4 separate regions of the Mus musculus genome follow, and regions 1, 2 and 3 are each linked to region 4. Evidence: chromatin loops called from intact Hi-C (ENCODE). Cell type or tissue: left cerebral cortex. All regions are shown on one strand. Region 1 overlaps Kcnk10 (potassium channel, subfamily K, member 10). Region 2 holds the start of Spata7 (spermatogenesis associated 7). Region 3 has its middle 74 kb from the start of Gpr65. Region 4 overlaps Kcnk10 (potassium channel, subfamily K, member 10).

Region 1 (2,500 bases), 93 kb after region 4:
TGGCTATCCACATAGACATCATTTAAAGGACCAGTTACGCCTAGATGATTATTTGAGGAAAGGCAATTGTATTCACCTGCAAGACTTGGGGCACGAATTTTCAGTTGTCACAGGGAAAATTTCATTTAATAAAGTCTGCATACTGATTATTAACCATTTCCCTTCATCTGATGTCTTTCAGCTCTTGGGAAGAGAAAGTGTTTTGTGTTTTGTGTTTTGTGTGTGTGTGTGTGTGTGTGTGTGTGTGTGTGTGTGTGTGTGTTTATCAGTCTTCTGGGTGACTCTTCTTTGGGTCATTTAAACGTACCCTAGCTGGACTCTCACTTGCAGAGCTGCTGAGGGACCCTGTGCTGCTGAGGAATGAGTCTGGGCTATAAAACAATAAAAAGCCAGGCTGTTGATGTTTGGATGGAGTAGAAACACCTTCATCTGTGGTTGTCGGGACTAACTGAGAACTATAGGCATCAGTTAAATGTCACAATGCTAGTGTTGTTACTGACGAGCTGACCAGGAGATGCAGCGTGTTAGCTATGTTGCCAAAGGACTTAGTTTTCTCTTGAGATGTAATATGTCATCACAAACATATGACAGCACAGCCACTTGTTCCGTCATTGCTCTGGAGGTCACAGGTCTGGTGGGTTCAGGTGATAATATATTCTGGATATCACATGGGGCTAAAAACAAAATGTTGGCCAAATGAGGCTCCAGGTCTGAGGAAGAGCCTGCTTCCAAACAAATTCACATGTGGGAAAAAGCCACTATTCACTGTATTACCCTTTCCTGGGGTGGGCACCCTTTCTACTAACTGCAGAGGAGCAACGCTGAACCAAAATAAGAATTCCATCTGAGCCTAAGCGAACCAGTGAATTTATTGAGGTTGATTCCAGGAGAGTGAGTGTGTGAGGGGATGCTCACAGAAGAGAAGTGACTCAGTTAGCAGCATGACCCAGATCCCTATCCTACTAAGGCTGAGGGCTCATAGTGCAAGCTAGAGCTTCCCACAGGACTTGTGGGCAGCCCAACTCCTGAAGAGTCTCCTTCCTGGGAGTTGCTTACTGCGTATGAAACCTTAGCATGGTCCTCACACCTACTGGGAGTTTTGTGAGGGCTTGTGATCCTCTCTGCTTCCGCTGCAAGGCAGTGTTTCCATCTGGAGAAGACAGCTACAAACACATTTCTCTGTCGTTGTAGGATGGAGAGGCCCATTTCCTTGCCGAATTTGGAGCAGTTTTCTCAGTTTTACCCAAATGCTTTGCTGCATGTGCCTCTTCAGCTTCCAAACCAAGGATGTGCTGGGTCCTCCTCACATTTTGGATCTCCCTGACTTCCACTCTGGCCCAGCCAAGGGGAAAGCTCTCTGCTTTTGATGACTTTGAGATTAGATCAGGCCTGTGGGGGATAATCTACCTTAAAGGTCAGCCATATTGGATCACATCATTGTGGGAGCGATAGGTCACCGTGTCACAGCGACTGGGGATCGGAGTAATTCATCTTCTGAAGGCATCACAGACCATCTCCCTGCAATACCCTTGGGGTTGTAGAATCATTGGTAGTATAGACGTTCTCTACAAGGACAGTCTGCCTCATCGACTTCGCTACATCCTGGAGGGCTAAACCTAACTCATCCCTTTACAGCAAGATCATTGCACACAGCAAACGAAGGGCGTGAGAAGAAAGGGTCCAGGTTGATCAGGTTAAGCCCCTTGTCTAGTTGGAAAGTGGGGATAGATAGAGGCTCAGTGCATGTCCTGAGACATCGGGATGCCAGGAGAACAGGCATGCCCTCTGCCCCCCTCACCCCCTGCATCACTGATAAATAGTGGCTGAGAATTTGGACGCTCATTTATCTCATGTAGCAAGAAGCCTGAAGGCAGCTTGTTTTAAGTGGAGTCCACAAGCCACGACGCAGTGTCAAACATATCCAGAGTTTTGTTTGTTTGTTTGTTTGTCTTGGCATGTCAGCTTTTCATCCATAGGCTTGTTACCTCATGGTTACAAGAAGGTTACACTAGGAGAAGATAGTATGGTTTCATGCAACCACAATTAAGGCAAGATGAAAGAGACACTTAAAAATATGTCATTATATCTGTTTATTTTTTTCATCTCTCTCAAAGACTTTATTATAGCAGTTTTAGATTTGTAGCAAAATTGAAAGGGCAGCATATAGATTTACTATATATATATGCATTCTCAATTATATTATACATTCCTATTTATATGTACATATATTTCCATTTATATATGCATACATATGTATAAAACACAGACATCGATACTCACGTGCACATGTGCCCACACTCACACTAACCCCATATGGTCAACATTCTCTAACAGGGTAGCACATTTTTGTTTCATTCGATGAACCTGCATTGGGGCATAATTACTTCTTGGTCTGTAATTTACATTAGGGTTCTCTCATAATGCTGTACATTTTATGTTTGCTCAAGCGTTTCAGTGACACAGACCCACTATTATAGAGCCACACAGAGCACATTCACTG
Region 2 (2,500 bases), 55 kb before region 4:
TTCAAAATATGAATAATACCCATTTAACAGGATTTGTGTGTAAACAAGTGTTGGGTTACGGGTGGAACACTGCAAAGGTTTAAAGTTTATTTTGTAACCATTTCTGAAGACCATAACAGCATTTGGTGTGTTTTCCTCTAGAGCTTAGGTTGGGATGGTGTCTGAATATCCTCCCCCCCCCCCAACCTTGTATGCTAAGCAGAACACTTATTTTGATGAAATTATTGTAGAATAAAGGTGCATGCAAGATGAAAGCAAGGCTTAATTAATCATTAGCAGGTCGATTCAAAGGTAGTCTTTTGCTATTAAACATTCAGTCCAATGACCAGCCACATTGGAAGTTTATTACAAATGCAGTATCCCAGCTCCTACCTTGGAGCCACTGAATTATAACCAGCTCTGGGTGAGTCAGTTCTGGAGGGAGGGAGAGAAGGAGGGAGGGAGTGGAAGATTTCATGTACTTAAAATGCACCAGGAGCTTGCTGTATATTATCTGCACTTAACCCCCAAGAACTCCGTGGCATGGGTATTTACCCACTACCTTCAAGATGAGCAAACTGAGCGCCGTTTCTGTGAAAGCAGCCGGCCTGATCTGGGGCTCAGGTTAGATTTCAAAGACCAGGCTAGTATTCCGCCTAGAAGATACCCAAGTGATACAGGCTGCAGGGTCCCAGGATCAGGGGATGGATGTCAGGCAGTAAATCAAAGAGCCGGGCATGCGGGGCCTCCCTGAGCTCAGGGCGTTTCTAGTTCCAGCCATTACCCTGCGACACTGAAGGAGGTGGCAGGCAACCTTAAAGGCCATGGGCAGCCTGGACCCGCGCAGTCCCTTACCTCTCCGGCTGCCATCCATGCTTAGTCCTCCTGCGGCCTCCGCGGTTGTATCCCCTTGGTTCTTACTGGGATGAAGCCGAGCTCCCCCGCAGCGGAGGTGAAAAGGAAAAGACCAGGACCGCGGGGGCGCAAAGGGTCACAGCGACAGTCGCCAGGGCGGTTGCTAAGGGCGAGCTCCGCGGCTGCAGATTATGACGTCACAACACAGGGACCTGTGCTCCTAGGCCCCGCCCCGCCCACGCCCCCAGGCACTCCTGCTTACCGAAAGTGCCAGCAGCCGGCGGGAGGATGGCCACGGGTCCCAATCTGTTGTTCTGGGATCCTGGCAGTTATCCAGAGTGAACTGTCCGGAAAGAGAGTCATATCTGCTTCTGCCAGCACTTTTAACTTGGATGCCTGTGATTCGAACTCAAGTCCCCAAGCTTGCAGCGCAAGCGCTTTTGACACAGCAGTTATCTAATGCAGCTACTCCCCCCCCCCCCGCCCCAAACCCCAAGTTTGTATTGTAAGCATTGCAATTAGTGTGAATTTCCTTTCTGCCTACTGAGTTCCTCAGCTCCTGCACTCGCTCTCCCTTTATCTTTAAAGCCACAAAGATCGGTTCATTTTGAATGGAAGAAGGCAGTGAGAAAAGTGTGGATGTATTCCGCTGCTTTCTGCGAGTTGTTTATTTTTGCAGTAGTTAATTGTGTATCCATGGAAATAAGAGCAGAACGGGGTAGAGGGAGTGCAGAAAGCATTCTGTCCCGCTAGGCTTTTCAGCAACCCGTTCTTGAACTTTTAGGCTGGATGGATAAGTCCTTGTTGTGGTATCATATAGCAGTATTCCTGGGCTCTGCCCACTAGAAGACCACAACCCATTAATTGCAACCTAATTGCAACCAAAAATGTCACTAGGTATTGCCAAAGGTTGCCTGAGGAGGAAACTACATCCCATTTGAGAACCTCTGTAGTCACAGAAAGCATACTGGATTCCGAGCCAGATTTGCTGAACTTTGAGCGTCTAGATATTATGGTTGGTTTTTATGGCACCCTAGTGAAAGTTAGAACCTCCAGAATAGGGAGGCTTTCCGGATTTCCTTAAATGATTTGGAAGGGGCTGGGGAGATGGCTCAGCGGGTAAGAGTACTGACTGCTCTTCCAGAGGTCCTGAGATGTTGGCTCACAACCATCTGTAATGGGATCTGATGTCCTCTTCTGGTATATCTGAAGAGAGCAATGGTGTACTCATATGCATTAAATAAATAAATAAATAAATAAATAAATAAATAAATAGATAAATTTTGATTTTGAAGACCCACTCTGATTGAAGGTGTTATCATCTACTAGCAGTCCAGATGTAAACGGTCATGGCTGAAATTCACCTCTTCTGGCTTGTCCTTTCCTCAAGTTGCTTTCTTCTGCTGCTGTGGTTGAATCCTTCCACACCAGAATCAGTTCTTTTTAGTTTTCTATCAGGATCTAAGGTTCAGCAGCTCTCTCTTTCAGGTTTTTTTTTCACCAGATCAGGACAGCTGAGGCATCCAGCCTTGTGGACAGAGCAACTATGCCAGCCTCCCCAGTGAGAGATGGGCACCATGGGGTGGGGGTGGGGGTGGGGGAGTTACTCTGACTACAGAGGCACTCAAGGATGAAGAAACTACTGAGTTCTCAGCCTCTCAGCTGT
Region 3 (2,500 bases), 230 kb after region 4:
TACAGCGACTTGCAATGTGGCCCTCCTCCACACCAATATGCTATAGTCACACAGCTGTGATTTTCCTAAAAATGGACACTCTATAAATGTTTAAAACCGTGCATGTTAGAGAATCGTCAGTTTTGATCTCAAAAGGGAAAACCCCTATTCTGCTAAGGGATAAACATTACAGCCTTGGCTGCCACTCGGAATCAAACCGTTTCAGAACAGAAGCTATCCAGAGACACTGTTAAGAGACTGTATCTACATGTATTTAGCCACCAAATAAGATTTAAGCTTGGAGGTATATTAGCCGAATGAGCACAGAGATGCAGCTTAGATTTTCTCTGTGACACCGCTTCGTAAAGGATCATGGGCAGTTCTGTGTAACTCTCATGTGTGTTGAGGTATTCTATGAAGATTCCCTTTCTGAGTTACACATGGAACCTTGATGGGGGTCTCAATAATGTCACCCCTTTTTCTTCCTGTGGGTTCTGAAAAGGCTAAAAAGAGGGCAAAGTTGTCCAGCAGATGGAGAAAAATATATTATTTGTGTTGGTGGCAAATATGGTATTAGAGAATGTGGCTCATAGCTATAGCTAAGGAGACTTTCTAGTACTGAAAGCTAGAATCAGTCAGATCCACCCAGTCCCATTAGACTGGGGTCAGCTGGTTTCCTAGCAAGCGTACTAATTAAGCGTGTTCAGTATCTCTCTATAAACCCACTGTGGCAGAGACTGCAAAATATCAATTCAAACATTGTATCCTCTTCTTCAGGTGTGACCTTTCACAGTTTAGCAGAACACAGTGGCTCTCCAAAATAGAGACTGTGTCTCCATGCCTCCTTTTCAGCTACAGTGTGATTTTGTTACAGGGACAAGGGCAAGAGCAGCTCTGAGCTTTGAGAACAAAGGAAAAGGATGTCTGAGTTTTTGTTGCCATTTTCTTCCTCCATTCTGGCAAGAAGTGCCCGTTTAGGACCACGGAATGGAATTCTTAATTTTAATGATCGAAAATAATCTGTGAGGGGTCCACGGACCACTGACTAGATTTTTCTTGTTGGGAGAGACAACTTTTAGCTTGTTGAAGTCTCTACAATGTGGGATGATCTGGCACTTAAGACTGAAACATTTTAACTCATCACACAAATTGTTGCATGCCCACAAGGATTGGGTTTGATACGGAGTTATTTACAGGCAGATCATGTTTAACAAAATAAGAATGTTGGTTTAATTTGATCAAGATACACCATAAATATATAAAATTACTGAACTTTCCCATGTAACTTAATACATTTAAAAAACAATATTAAGAGAAAGGATAGCACATTGGGCTGGAAATTCTAGTTTGTGCTTCTGGCTCATGGAGAGGGCAGACCCCCCCCCCTTTCTTTTTCACTTTTAAAATTCCCTTAATTTTTATTACAGGTGTACATAAATGGATTGATTATAGTATTACACCATGATATAATCTCATATTAGTTACTTTTTTGAGATTTGTTTTTATTTTATGTTTATGGGTGTTTTGACTGTGTGTCTAAGCACTGTGTCCATGCAGTTCCCATGGTGGCCACAAGGGTGTGTACCCCTTGGAACTGGAGTTACAGACTGTTGTTAGCCCTGGGTGCTGGAAATGGACCCCAGATGTGACCTAATGTCTTTAGCTGTGTAGATCTCAAAGCTTGAGCCATGGTGTTTGATCTGGCAAGGAAAGCTCCCGCAGGTGGTGAACTTGCAGCTTCCTTAGAGCTGTAGAATTCATAGAAGCAAGGGAGTGCCGAAATCTCTGTTTTAAGTCTGGCCTCTCAGCCTTCTTTAAGGGCCCAGCAGATATCATGATGCCCTTCTGGGGAAGTGTTCTTTTATTTCCAATCTATCGTTGGGGAATTTAGTTTCCTTAAAAACAAATTTGTCTTATTATTTTAAATTCTCTCTCTCTCTCTCTCTCTCTCTCTCTCTCTCTCTGTGAGTGTGTGTGTGTGTGTGTGTGTGTGTGTGTGTGTGTGTGCCCCTGCTATGAGTGAGTACACCTAAGTGCAGGTGTCCATGGAGGCCTGAAACAGTGAATCCCTCTGTACTTGGAGTTACAGGTGGTTGTGAGCTCCCTGATGTAGGTGCTAGGAAAAGAACTCAGGTCTTCTCTAAGAGCAGGAAGTGCCCTTAACCACCGAACCATCTCTCCAATCCTCCATTCCCCGCCCCCAACCCCAGTTAAAAATTCCATATCTCTGCCATAATATATATCATCAACACATGATTGACAGCCCACCCACTTTGTTGTATTAGATAGACTCAAGGCCCCGCCCTCCTGGTGATGGATTGTATGAGTGTGCTCCACTGTGGCTCATCTTAGAAGTCCACCCTCATGGATTTCTTCCAATAACCAAAGCAACCCTCCTCTTCCTCCCAAATCTCTCCCCTCTCCTTTTCCCACTATGTGTAAATATGTTTATCTTGATATGTCCCTTCTGGTCACTTTGTATGTGTGTTTACTATTTGTCTATACTGATACATGCTTTAAA
Region 4 (2,500 bases):
TTAAAGACACACCAAGCTGCTGTTTGTTTTGAAATTATACCAAGTGTTGGTATTTGCTTTTGACTTTGTGAATGTGCATGTACGTGTGCCTGTGTGTGTGTGTCCTTTGTTTCTAGTGATCTTTGTCTCTCTCTGGCAGATGGGTGGGGTGACTCTCACTGGACCTGGAGCTGAGCCTCATGGCCCGCGTGTCCTCAGAGGGACAGGTTTCTTGGCAGCATGTGAGGCTACGATCTGCCCCAGCTGTCCCTGGGGTAGCACTTCTCTCATAGGGCATGAAGCATAATGGAGCCCAAGGGGCTTCCAGAGTCTTTGCTCTGTCTTATTACTAATCCTGCCGACTAGGCTCCTTTGGCTCAGGTTGTAGAAAGGCTGTGGGGAGTGGTTTTTCTCCACAAGGGTGGGTCTGGGAAGGGCTCACGGAGTAACCTACAGCGTGCCCACGCACACAATGGTTTGGTATGCTTTTAGGAGTGTGGGTTCACTTTCCCTTCCTGTAAAGAGTATTAAGGCAGGTTGTGTGGGTGCACCATACTCCTGGTCTTGGCCACTGCCCCACATGTTAATGTATAGATATTGTGGCTCTTTGTAAATAGTATTGGAGCGGGACAAGTTGAAACAGTGTGTCCAGTCACCTCTTAGCTCATATACAGGCTGAATTGGGTAGGATAGGCAGCGCTTGAGTGAGTCTTGGAGTTAAAATGTGTGTGTGTGTGTGTGTGTGTGTGTGAGAGAGAGAGATTATATTTCTTCTTTTAAAGAATATTGTTTTATTTAGTCTTTGACAGTTTTATACAATATATCTTGATCACATCTAATTCCCACTCAGCTCAGTTCCTCCCTTTCAATTTCTTTTATGACTTCATTTCTTCCCTTCCTCAGACTAGATCCAGGAAAGCAAGTTATGTTTGAAGAAAATGTCTTATGACTTGCCTGACTGAAGAGTGAATGAAGAGGTATTGCCCTTCAGTTTGTAAATACCTTCAGTACAGCCTCAGCCTTCTGTTTGGTCTCCAAATCTCTGGAAATTACAAAGCCTGGTAGTTTGGCTTTTATTTTAAATCATCGCAGGATTTATTCGTCAAATACATACTTGACACCGGGCACAGTCTGAGACTTGGAAATATAGTCAGAAGAGGGCAGGCAAAATACCTGTCTTCTTGGAGTTTACAGTGTGGGTGTCAGGTCAAAATTAGTCACTGTAGGGTGGCATTAGGAATTCAAAGTGTAGCATGCTCTGTGGGCACCAAGAGGCTTTAAGAAAGTCTGCTAGAAAACCTTGAAGCTGGGTGTGGTGAGTCCTGCCTGTATTGCCAGCAATTGGGAGCCTGAGGCAGGATTTCCATTGGTTTGAGCTTAATTAACATGAGGCTACCTCGTGAGTTCCCAGTCAACTTAGGCTTCTCCTCTGTCTGAAACAAAACAAGCAGATTGGCAAAGGCCAGAGGAAAGGATGACAGGTTTCCTGAGGAAATGACACCCTTATGGTACTGGCACCTAGAGTGGGAGTTGCCAGGCCAGTGAGAAGAGGCTCTATTTCCTTAGAGGGAACCTCAGAGCAGAGGTTCACAGAGCAGAAGGAACACGTGTATTTGAGGAGCTGAAAACAGTGCTCTAAGCCTAGAGGAGAGAGAAAGTCAGGAATTCGTGCTGCGAGGCATGGCTGGGGATCTCCAAAGCCCCGGTGTTGGTTGTGATAGAGTCAGGTTTGGGATTGAGGAAGAGGGGTCTTTATTTTAAGCCTTGAAGAGGTTCAAGCCGGAGTCACGTGATCTGAGCTAAGTTTCAGAACCATTGGCACAAGATGATTGCAATTCTAGGGACCACATGCCAGGGTGCACTAGCCAAGGCAGTGGCATCGAGGATGGAGAGATGATGCAGGGAGAAGCTTTGGTGACCTGAAATCAACAGGATTTGTGAAGGAAGCACCCAGGTGGAACTTTGGAGGACCAGGATGCAGCTGGGGCAGGACTGGTGTGGAGAAGTGGGGGGCATTCTAGGGTGAGATGGCCCCAGGGGGCAGCAGTTAACAGGGCGGGGGGGGTAGATAGCTTTTGCTAGGAACATCAAGGGACTGTGTTTCTGATGCTGGCTTTGAAAACTTATTTCTGAAACATCTTGTGTCTCCGTGACAAGTGGTTCTCATGAATTTTTTTGTGTTTCACAGCCTGAGACAGAGAAGAAGAGTATACTAGTAACATCTATAGTTACAACCACAGACGCTAAAAATAAACACCACAATAAAAAGAACAGCATTTCACGAGCCAGAATAGGTGCTTGCTCCCATCACTTATGCTCACAATTCTTACTTATAAATGAAAAAAAAAAGACTAACATATGAGGAATGGGTTTCATAATGGCATCTTCATTCATATGTATCATTATACTTTACTCATATTTATATTCTACATCCCAACACCCTACTCCACTCCTACTCCCTCCCTCTCACGGGTCCCCTTCTGGTTTGCTTTCGTTATCTTATTATTTTCATTATTTAAAA

The links. Hi-C counts contacts between places; a loop is a spot of excess contacts. Peaks named below come from ENCODE experiments on the same cell type or tissue, not always from the same donor. Only the 100,000 strongest peaks of a DNase experiment are listed, where the experiment ranks them.
Region 1: it touches region 4 in a loop (3.0-fold over the local background); 4 of 42 quality-filtered maps call a loop at or near these places.
Region 2: a loop joins it to region 4, with 2.1 times the contacts of the local background. A loop is called at or near these places in 6 of 42 quality-filtered maps.
Region 3: it touches region 4 in a loop (2.5-fold over the local background); 4 of 42 quality-filtered maps call a loop at or near these places.

The regions. Positions count from the first base shown.
Region 1 is chr12:98,478,364-98,480,863 of GRCm38, reverse strand. The region is part of intron 4 of Kcnk10 (potassium channel, subfamily K, member 10); the gene reads left to right. Among named protein-coding and RNA genes, the nearest start is that of Gm40893, 44 kb to the left of the region's middle. In left cerebral cortex, a CTCF peak has its summit at 1,131; a DNase peak (open chromatin) is centred at 1,055.
Region 2 is chr12:98,626,669-98,629,168 of GRCm38, reverse strand. Spata7 (spermatogenesis associated 7) reads right to left here and starts at 1,027. Exons shown (of 11, transcript NM_001289572.1): 1 at 835-1,027. The coding sequence starts at 853. In left cerebral cortex, no CTCF peak of the experiment used is centred here; DNase peaks (open chromatin) are centred at 479 and 1,045; H3K4me3 peaks cover 1,591 bases; H3K27ac peaks cover 1,244 bases.
Region 3 is chr12:98,341,420-98,343,919 of GRCm38, reverse strand. No RefSeq gene overlaps it. Among named protein-coding and RNA genes, the nearest start is that of Gpr65, 74 kb to the right of the region's middle. In left cerebral cortex, a CTCF peak has its summit at 1,545; DNase peaks (open chromatin) are centred at 89 and 1,602; H3K27ac peaks cover 651 bases.
Region 4 is chr12:98,571,425-98,573,924 of GRCm38, reverse strand. The region is part of intron 1 of Kcnk10 (potassium channel, subfamily K, member 10); the gene reads left to right. Among named protein-coding and RNA genes, the nearest start is that of Kcnk10, 2.0 kb to the left of the region's middle. In left cerebral cortex, no CTCF peak of the experiment used is centred here; DNase peaks (open chromatin) are centred at 469 and 1,471; H3K4me3 peaks cover 636 bases; H3K27ac peaks cover 1,089 bases.